Regions from separate parts of the Mus musculus genome. Here region 1 is linked to region 2. A link is a contact called in ENCODE Hi-C or POLR2A ChIA-PET data. All regions are on one chromosome and are shown on one strand. The core of a region is the stretch at or near the end of the contact, and the rest is flanking DNA. Distances in the headings are between cores, read along the strand shown.

Evidence for each region. A loop is a pair of places that touch in the nucleus more often than their neighbours do. ChIA-PET counts read pairs that join two places held with the same protein, here RNA polymerase II (POLR2A).
Region 1: a map of heart shows a loop between it and region 2 (2.4-fold over the local background). The contact joins two enhancer-like sites. A Hi-C loop is called at or near these places in 6 of 37 maps with a recorded cell type or tissue (adrenal gland, gastrocnemius, heart and 1 more). POLR2A ChIA-PET finds 5 or more read pairs at or near these places in 3 of 5 experiments (all embryonic stem cell).

What each region holds. Positions count from the first base shown.
Region 1 is chr12:80,106,887-80,111,210 of GRCm38, reverse strand. Zfp36l1 (zinc finger protein 36, C3H type-like 1) reads left to right here. Exons shown (of 2, transcript NM_007564.5): 2 at 663-3,451. The coding sequence ends at 1,622. Among named protein-coding and RNA genes, the nearest start is that of Zfp36l1, 4.0 kb to the left of the region's middle. Within about 2 kb of position 2,053, at least 2 of the 3 ENCODE cell types and tissues checked have a DNase peak (open chromatin) inside an H3K27ac peak, as active enhancers do; they include gastrocnemius and heart, where a contact is called at or near this core.
Region 2 is chr12:80,020,246-80,024,840 of GRCm38, reverse strand. It overlaps Gm36660 (a long non-coding RNA gene), which reads left to right. Exons shown (of 4, transcript XR_872852.1): 4 at 2,887-4,595. The region is part of intron 1 of Gm36834 (a long non-coding RNA gene); the gene reads right to left. Among named protein-coding and RNA genes, the nearest start is that of Gm36834, 3.0 kb to the right of the region's middle. Within about 2 kb of position 1,626, at least 2 of the 3 ENCODE cell types and tissues checked have a DNase peak (open chromatin) inside an H3K27ac peak, as active enhancers do; they include gastrocnemius and heart, where a contact is called at or near this core.

The DNA.
Region 1 (4,324 bases), core at 804-3,303, 86 kb before region 2:
TGAAGGGGGTGGAGAATGCTGGGAGAAAATCCCTCCCAGGGTGTGGGATACCTACCCTTCCCGAACCTTGTGTTTTCAGACACTATATCCCTCTACCCACATCCCAGACTAGGCCCTTCCACAAGCAAGGAAAAAGCACAGTTTGAAAACCTGTTGCCAAAGGAAGGGCACACTTGTGGAAGAGGAAATGGTGGAGAGTGTGGGGCCAGATTTTGTGGGGGTGGGGGTGGCGGGGGGGGGGGGGCGGGTAAGCAGGGACTGATTGAGAGAGGATTTGGCTCATCCTTCCAAACTTCTAAACTAGGTTTACCTGATTCTTTTAGGGGGAGGGAAATGAAAAGGGACTGTCTTGTGTGAAAGGCTCTCTGAGTTGAGGAATGTATAAACGGGGCCCGGATTTTAGAGGGGGGAAAATTAGCTTTAGGGACAGGAGGAAGCTACATATCGGGTCAGCACGGGGCGGGATGAATACATAACTTTTTCTTCCACACACGGCAGGATTTTGCGGTTTCTTATGAGCAGTGCCAAAATAAATCCAGGTGGCTCCTTTTAGAGAGACTGGCCTATCAGATGGAGAGGTGCTGTCCTTTGTGGACACCATGCCCTGGCCTCGTGGATGTCCTCAGTCACTCATCCGTCCCTTTCTTTCCCTCCCCTCCCAGGGTAACAAGATGCTCAACTACAGCACTCCCAGCGCTGGGGGCTGCCTGCTGGACAGGAAGGCAGTGGGCACCCCTGCTGGCGGGGGCTTCCCTCGCAGGCACTCGGTCACTCTGCCCAGCTCCAAGTTCCATCAGAACCAGCTTCTCAGCAGCCTTAAGGGTGAGCCGGCCCCGTCCCTGAGCTCACGCGACAGCCGCTTTCGAGACCGCTCTTTCTCCGAAGGGGGCGAGCGGCTGCTGCCCACCCAGAAGCAGCCTGGGAGCGGCCAGGTCAACTCCAGCCGCTACAAGACGGAGCTGTGCCGTCCCTTCGAAGAAAACGGTGCCTGTAAGTACGGGGACAAGTGCCAGTTCGCGCATGGCATCCACGAGCTCCGCAGCCTGACCCGCCACCCCAAGTACAAGACGGAGCTGTGCCGCACCTTCCACACCATCGGCTTTTGCCCGTACGGGCCCCGCTGCCACTTCATTCATAACGCCGAGGAGCGACGCGCCCTGGCGGGGGGCCGAGACCTCTCCGCTGACCGTCCCCGCCTCCAGCATAGCTTTAGCTTTGCTGGGTTTCCCAGTGCCGCTGCCACCGCCGCTGCCACGGGGCTGCTGGACAGCCCCACATCCATCACCCCACCCCCTATCCTGAGCGCCGATGACCTCTTGGGCTCACCTACTCTGCCCGATGGCACCAATAACCCCTTCGCCTTTTCCAGCCAGGAGCTGGCGAGCCTCTTTGCTCCTAGCATGGGGCTGCCTGGGGGAGGCTCCCCCACCACTTTCCTCTTCCGGCCCATGTCCGAATCCCCTCACATGTTTGACTCTCCCCCCAGCCCTCAGGATTCTCTCTCGGACCACGAGGGCTATCTGAGCAGCTCCAGCTCCAGCCACAGTGGCTCAGACTCCCCTACCTTGGACAACTCAAGACGCCTGCCCATTTTCAGCAGACTCTCCATCTCAGATGACTAAGCCAGGGTAGGGAGGGACCCCCCCCCATGCCTCCTTCACCTCTCCACCCCATCTCTTCCCTTCACCTCCCCACCCCCTAACTTTCCCTCAAACCCCACATTGATACATTTAAGCTCAGCCCCTTTCCCAGAACAACCTTGGTATGTTACCCTCCCCCCACATAAGGACAAGTCAATTTGTTGGTAGCTTCTGGCTTGAAACCCTCTCCCTCCATTTCATAGCCCACTTAACCACGCATAACAGAGTTCCATCTTTTGTCAGTAGATGCCTTTTTTTACCCCCCCCCACCCCCCCCGGCTTAAGCCTTAAGTGCCAAATCACAAAAGAAAAAAAGCAGTAACCGTTTACAGAAGCAACTTAGTGCCTTGTAATCTAACTTTGTCACTGTGACTACATTACCTCTTCAACGCCAGGGGGCACCCGTGGGCCTCCCAGAGCCTCTGCCCGTGGGGTTGGGGGTGGGGGTGGGGTGACCCGCAACCAGCAGCTCCCCCAGCTGGCCACACAAGTGCACCTTTCTTTCGGTCTCCCGCACACTCTTCCTCTTCCTTATAGTTACTCACCTCCCTCAGAGAGTTGTTGCTGGACTTGGGGTTTTTTTGGGGGGAGGGGTCTATTTTGACTTTCAAAACCTTTTACTTCCCAGCCCGAACCCCTGTTGACTAATCTTGCCTGGGTTTGTGTAGGTCTCCAGGGACAAAGGTTGAACAAGTTGGACGAAGGTTTTGACATAAGTGGGACTTCGTGATTTAATTTCTTTCTTTCTTTTCTTTTTTTTTTAAGTGGGGAGGAAGGGGAAACTAGATGGACTATGAGAGACTTGATTTTGGTGCTAAAGTTCCCCAATTCATATGTGACATCTTAAAAATGACAACAAATGAGAGAAAAGCTAAAAACAACAAAAAAAAACATGTAAGGGGTGAGCAGTTAATGGTCTGCATTCCACATACAATATCTGTGTAAAACGATTTCCTGTAGAAGTAGCTTTAATGGATTTTGCTCTAGAATACCTTAGGTCTACCTTAGAGCCCCCACACAATGCTTTTTTCCCTGGGTTTAAACTTCATCTAACTTTCAGAAATTGGAGAGCAAAAATGTTGCTTATCACTGCACATCAATATAAAAAAGCTTATTTAACTTATCAAAACGTATTTATTGCCAAACTATGCTTTTTTTGTTAATTTTGTTCATATTTATCGGGATGACAAATCCATAGAATATATTCTTTTATGTTAAATTATGATCTTCATATTAATCTTAAAATTTTGTGACGTGTCTTTCCTTTTTTCCACAGTTTTAATATATTATTCTTCAACAACATTTTTGTAACTTTACACTTTTTTTGGTTATTTTATTTTAAAAAAATGAAAAATTAATTTAAAAAAATGCAAAAAACTGTTGGATTATTTATTTTAGAAATTCTCCCCTTTGTGTTGGACTGCAAATTGAGTTTCTTTCTCCTTAGGCCTTTCACAGGTAGGACTGAGAATGTATGTATAAGTTCTGTGACAGTACAGAAGGAAAACCACCATTTTATGTATAGCTTCTAAAAGGGAAAACAAAAAAAGAGAAAAACCCTTTGAATTCCATGTGCCCATCTCAAGACATTCCGCTCGCAGATTTGTGGTTCTGGATTCCAGGTTGGAGTTTTCCAATGTTGACATAAACAACTGGCGCACACACATAAAGATGAATGTAATTATTATTCCTCTTGCTGGTCACTACCGTCGCTTTCTATTTCTCTTTCTTTGTGTGAATTTATTTAAAAGAAAAAAAAAACTTTTTGTAACGACTATTTGCAGTTTAAAAATCAATAAACCCCGTTTTTCAAGAAATGATTTGTCTATAGGTTTTTCCTTGGTCTGACACTCCTTGGGGCAACGAGGTGGCTGGTCTTTCATCTTTAAAGCTAAACCCATAACTCTGGATGTTGATGCCTTAAGGTCACTCAGCTTGGGTGGGGCGGAGGTATTTTTTATTTTTATTTATTTTATTTATTTTTTTTTTTTTTTTTAGCAAAGGAGCCTGCAGAGAGCAGGTCCAGGGTATCCTTGCTGACCTGTGTGACCTTGGCTACTGTAGGGAGCTGTGACAGGATCATCCAGTCTTCCCACTATGAACTTCCTTTGGGGGATGGTCAGGGTGCTACTGATAAAGTACATAGCCCATGCTGCACTTGCTGGCTTACATTGACTGTGTCAAGGGCTCATAGGTATTGGTCTCATAGGCATTAACCTAGTCAAGGTCCTAGCCTCAGTACACCCCTGAACCGGTATGAGGAAGCACTGCCTGCCTGCAGAGGAGCCACCAGGATGGGAAAGGGCAGTCTGCACCTGGATTTGACTGCAGGGCTGGAAAGGGAAGATGGAGGTTAACATAGACTGTATAGGAAGTCAGTAGTTCCCATCAAGGGAGGTGGTAGGCCAGTTGTGGCGCAAGAGTTGCTGGAGGAGGCTGAGGCAGGAGGATCCTGAGACAGACAGCCAGGATCAGGGAGCCCCTGGAAAGTGATTTTTTTCCCCCTCTCTCTTTGGAATTTTGGATTTTTCAGTTTCTCTGCAGCCCTGGCTGTCCTGGAACTTTCTCTGTAGACCAGGCTGGCCTCAAACTTAAGAGATCCACTTGCCTCTGCCTACTGAGTGCTGGGGTTAAAGGCATGTGTCACCAGGACCCTGCTGGAAAGTGATTCTTTTAAAGGAGTA
Region 2 (4,595 bases), core at 377-2,876:
TACCAGACTGGCCTCAAACTCTAAAATCCGCCTGCCTCTGCCTCCCAAGTGCTGGGATTAAAGGCGTGTGCCACCGGGCTCAGAGGGTAAGGGCACTGACTGCTCTTCCGAAGGTCCTGAGTTCAAATCCCAGCAACCACATGTGAGCACAACCACCCATAATGAGATTTGATGCCCTTTTTTCTCTTGCTACTTCCCTCCACACTGAGTACTGGACACACTGATCGGTGGGATACCACCATCATAGCCTTTGTCCCTACTATTCCTTGCACCCAGAATATACTCATCTATCTGCTAAGTTCCTGACCAGTTTCCAAGTTAGAAATAAATTGCCCGAAGCTTTCCCCAGACCCTCACGGAGAGGTTAGTTGTGGTTATACACACTGACAGCCTTTTCATGGGAGATGGGGTTTTCATCTTGTTTTACTGTAGTTCATTACCGGCTCTCTGGTCTCAATCCCCTGACATACAGAAGGTGCTTAGTAAGGTCTTCTGCCAGCACATGGCTCTGTGTGACTACATAAATGAATATTCGGGTGGCGAGGTGAGAGAAGGAAACACAGATGCAACCCTTAAGGGGAAACTACACCATGCTTCTCCAGCTCTGACCCCTCGATTATGCCTAAGATGTTCCTCAAGGATGCTGTATCATCTCCTTGGCCCCTCTCAAGGACTGCTTCATTGACTGCTTGCACGTTCCGCAGGGACTTAATGATGGAGAAAGCTTAAGGACCAGGTCTGTGTTAAATCATGGTAAGAACGTCTTCACATTTATGGTGGAGATCAGAATCTCTCAAGATACTTCATGGAGGTGGGCTCTGGGGTGAGATGTTGGGAGAAGGACCTCAAGGATCAGGAAGTCATAGCAAGGAGTGAATTGAGGTGGGGTAGGATGATGGCAGAGGTTGTGGAGTGAGTGGATTTGGGGTGGAAATGCTTTATGAGGGTGTGAGAAAGCTGGTGTTCGGAAACTGATTCGGGTCTATGGTAGCTAAATATTGTCAGGGGCTTTGCAGTTAGAAGGAAATAAAGCAGGAAAGGCCCAGTATATGGTAGTTAACAGACTTGGGAGGGGCAGGAAGCAGCCACAGAGTTTAGGATTTGACTAGTTCCATCACACAGGGCCTGTAGCAGCTGGGAGGATCCGACGGTGCTCCCTCCCACTTCCTAAAGGCAAACCCCACGGGAACAGGGGTGATCTGGGCCCTGGCTTCTGAGCAGCCTTTTTCCCACCTTTCTTGTGGGCAGTTTATACACCAATGGCCCAGCGCACCCCAGGAGGGGTGAATGGGGATCCATTTGTTTTTCCAGAGTTTGACCTCTCAGTAAAACTCTTACCCCAAAAAGTGTGGGTTTAAGTGAAAGCGTAAATCAGCCCCTTTGAAATGCAGAAGCAGCTTGGGGAAGCCCCCTTTGATATGCAACTTGGAACCCGGGCACTTAAAACCTGGGTTAATTCTCTCACTTTATTGGAGGCAGAGAAAGGGAAGAGGAGGAAACCCAGGACCGCTCATTAAGTCTGGGGACTTGAAAAGCTTGGGGCAGGAGCCTGCGGCTGCAAAGACATCAGGAAAGCATAGCGGCCCTGGGAAAAGCGGCCCAGTCCCCAGGCACTCTAATCCTGGTTCCCACCCAGACTGATGAGACCCGAGGGTGGAGAAGAGAGGAGGGGGCAGGCAGCAAGGGGAGGGGCTCCGGAGGGTGGGCGCGCGCGGGGGTGGGGTGGGGTGGGGTGGGGGGTGTTACTACGGAAACGGGGAGGGCGCGGGATAGGAGAAAGCCAAGGGCTAAGTTGGCAATTTCCTGAAAAGAACTGAGAATGCCAGAGTGTGGGTCTCATTCACTGGGCAGCGTGTGCTTTCGTAGGTCCGGGGGCTGTGGCCCCTTGTGGGATCCAGGGCTGTGTGGTTTGCCTGTTACCTCCTGGCAGGGTCTGGGACCTTCATTAGAAACATCTGTGGCTTGCTGACCCCTGTCACAGGGCGGGTGGGGGAGGGGCTCCATAAGATTTTCAGACAGGGGTGCGGTCCTGAAGTTGCAAGGCTGTCCCCTACCGGGACTCCCAGAAGGGAGGAGAGGCCGGGGCTCTCCAAGACATATGATGCTGGTTTGGAGAGTGCTCATCCTGGATTTTCCAAGGTGTTTGCCACTGTCATCCCTGCTAGCTCAAATCTTAGGTATCTCAGGCTCGCTCTCCTGGGGCACTGCAGCTGCAGAAACTTTATTGGGGAGTGCTTAAAGTTCCCTAGTGGGCTGGCAGCTAGTCCTGAAGCCCACCCCCTCCCCCCAAGGCTGACCCAGGCACAGACTGTGCTGCTAAATGCCAATCTGATTGCCCCGCTCTTCCCATCTGCTGACTCCAGTTTGGTGGATGGGAGAGGTGAGAATGTAAAAGCTTGATCCTCCAGAGTGTTATTTCTGTCTGGGCTGAGGGAGAGGGTAGCTGATGCGTTCCTGCCAGCCCCTGATCTCCTCGTGACCTCTGGGCTCTGGATTCTGGAGAGCACATTAGTCCTGCACACGTACACACTACAGGCAGGGTCAGCATAGGATTAGCAGCAGCTGAGCCCTACGCCTCTCAGCATATGTCCCTGGTCCTCTCTCCTCATGAACTCAGGAACCCACTTCCATTTGAAGAACTTTACCTCCGTCTGGGGCCCCACCTGGATCACCCAGTTTCTTTCTTGTGTCATCAAATGGCTATAACCTTATTCCTCAATGGATTTCAGACCAGGACCCAAACAATGTAAACCACAGGCGTAACCAGCTTCAACCTCCTTTATCATAGGAGATGGAAGGAGGACAGGGGGACCATAATTGAACCCAGCTGTCTTTGGAGCTACTGCCCAGGTCTCAGGGTAATCACCTCTGTTTCTCTTCACTCAGATCCTGCCTTGAGTGGCCAAGAGGATGCAGCTCCCTCACCTGCTTCATTATAAACCAGCACAGGAATCTCAGGAGGCTCCTGGAGGCCAGCACACGAGCAACAGAAGCTGAATAGCCACTGGCGCAGAGCTATAGATGCCCAAGGACTCTTTTCTGCTATGGCCACAGAAGTGGGCTCTGAAAACAGGAAACCGGGCTCCTGAGTGTTGACTTGGAGATAGAGCAGAGGGGAGATGAAGACACCGGAGGCCAACTAGAAACAGCCATTGGGAAGCCTCAGAGGGAAAGGGATGGTGGTGGGGAAGATGGGCAGGGTGTGAAGTCCAGAGAAAGGAAAAGGCAGAGAAAAGGCAGCCCCTTGGTGGTGGGGTCTGTAGCAACCAATCCTGGGTCATAGCGAGGGAAGGCCAAATCCAAGATGTCTGAGGTGCTTCTGGGAAAAGATGTATGGTGATAGTATATGTCTATGTAAGAATAGAATCCTGTCTGTACAGGCATGTGCACACACACACACACACACACACACACACACACACACACACACACAGCCCTGTATCAGCAATCATTGCATTCCAGTCACCCAAATCCAGCCCACTTTGCAAAATGCGTTCTCATGACTTGCCTGCACATTCTTCTCCACTGAACCCTGCTCATTTCTATATGCTTCCTGCAGCTGAGACTCTTTCTTCCCCGCTCTCTTTTAAAGCAACTGTACAAACACCTGCATTTTATTAATGCTGCCTGGAGCCGGGGCTGGGCTGGGCCCCCTCTGCTCTCACCCCCACACCATGCTCAGTGAAGCAAAACGCAAGGGTTAACCCTGTGTGGCTGGGTTTCTGTCCCCGAGAAGTGAATCCCCAAGAGTTCAGAAAAAAACGTCAAAACTATGAAAGAGTGAGAGTCCACAGAAGTTATTTAGGCTTTCTGTTAGCCCAGGAACCCCATTTCCCTTGTCTTAGCTTTTGGCCTATTTCTCTGATCATTGTGCCCCGTGTCTCTTGACAGAAGACAGGGACATCATCCTTTCTTGAAATTCAGGCATCCTCTTTAGAGACAGTTCTCCAGCCTGGCCCTTTAACGGTCTACTGCATTGTTCTGTCTTTAGAGGCCAAATGGGACTAAACAATCCCAGAAAGAAAAAAAAAAAAAGAAAAAGAAAAGCTGCTTTCCTCTTTAAAATATTTTTAAGTAAGGAAAGCATGAAGAATATAAAAATGTTCCATAATCCTATTACCCAGATATGCTGGTAGGGACTAACATTTCTTTCAATTCAGTACAGGCATCTCTTTTTTAAAAGAAGCAAAGGGGACAGGACAGGTGACCCAGTGGGCAGCAATCATGAGGACTTCAGTTCAGAGCCACACACAGCATCTGAGTGTGATGGTATATGCTGGCAACCCTAGCATTAAGGAGGGGAGACAGTCAGACCAGAGTGGGGTCCCTAGCCAACCAGTTTAGCAGAAACAGCAGGCTCCACGGTCAGTGAGAAAAACCCATCCCAAGAAATAAGGTAGAGAGAGACTGAGGGAGACATTTCAACATCAACCCGTGGCTTCCACATGTACCCATATGGGCAAGTGTGTTTGCATTCATATGTGCACCATCCCCCAGCTCTTGTGCATGTGTGTGTATGCACACACATGTACACACACCCCCACCCCCATCATTAAAGGTAGTTTATGAATTCTGTTCAGTGTGTCATTCTCCCC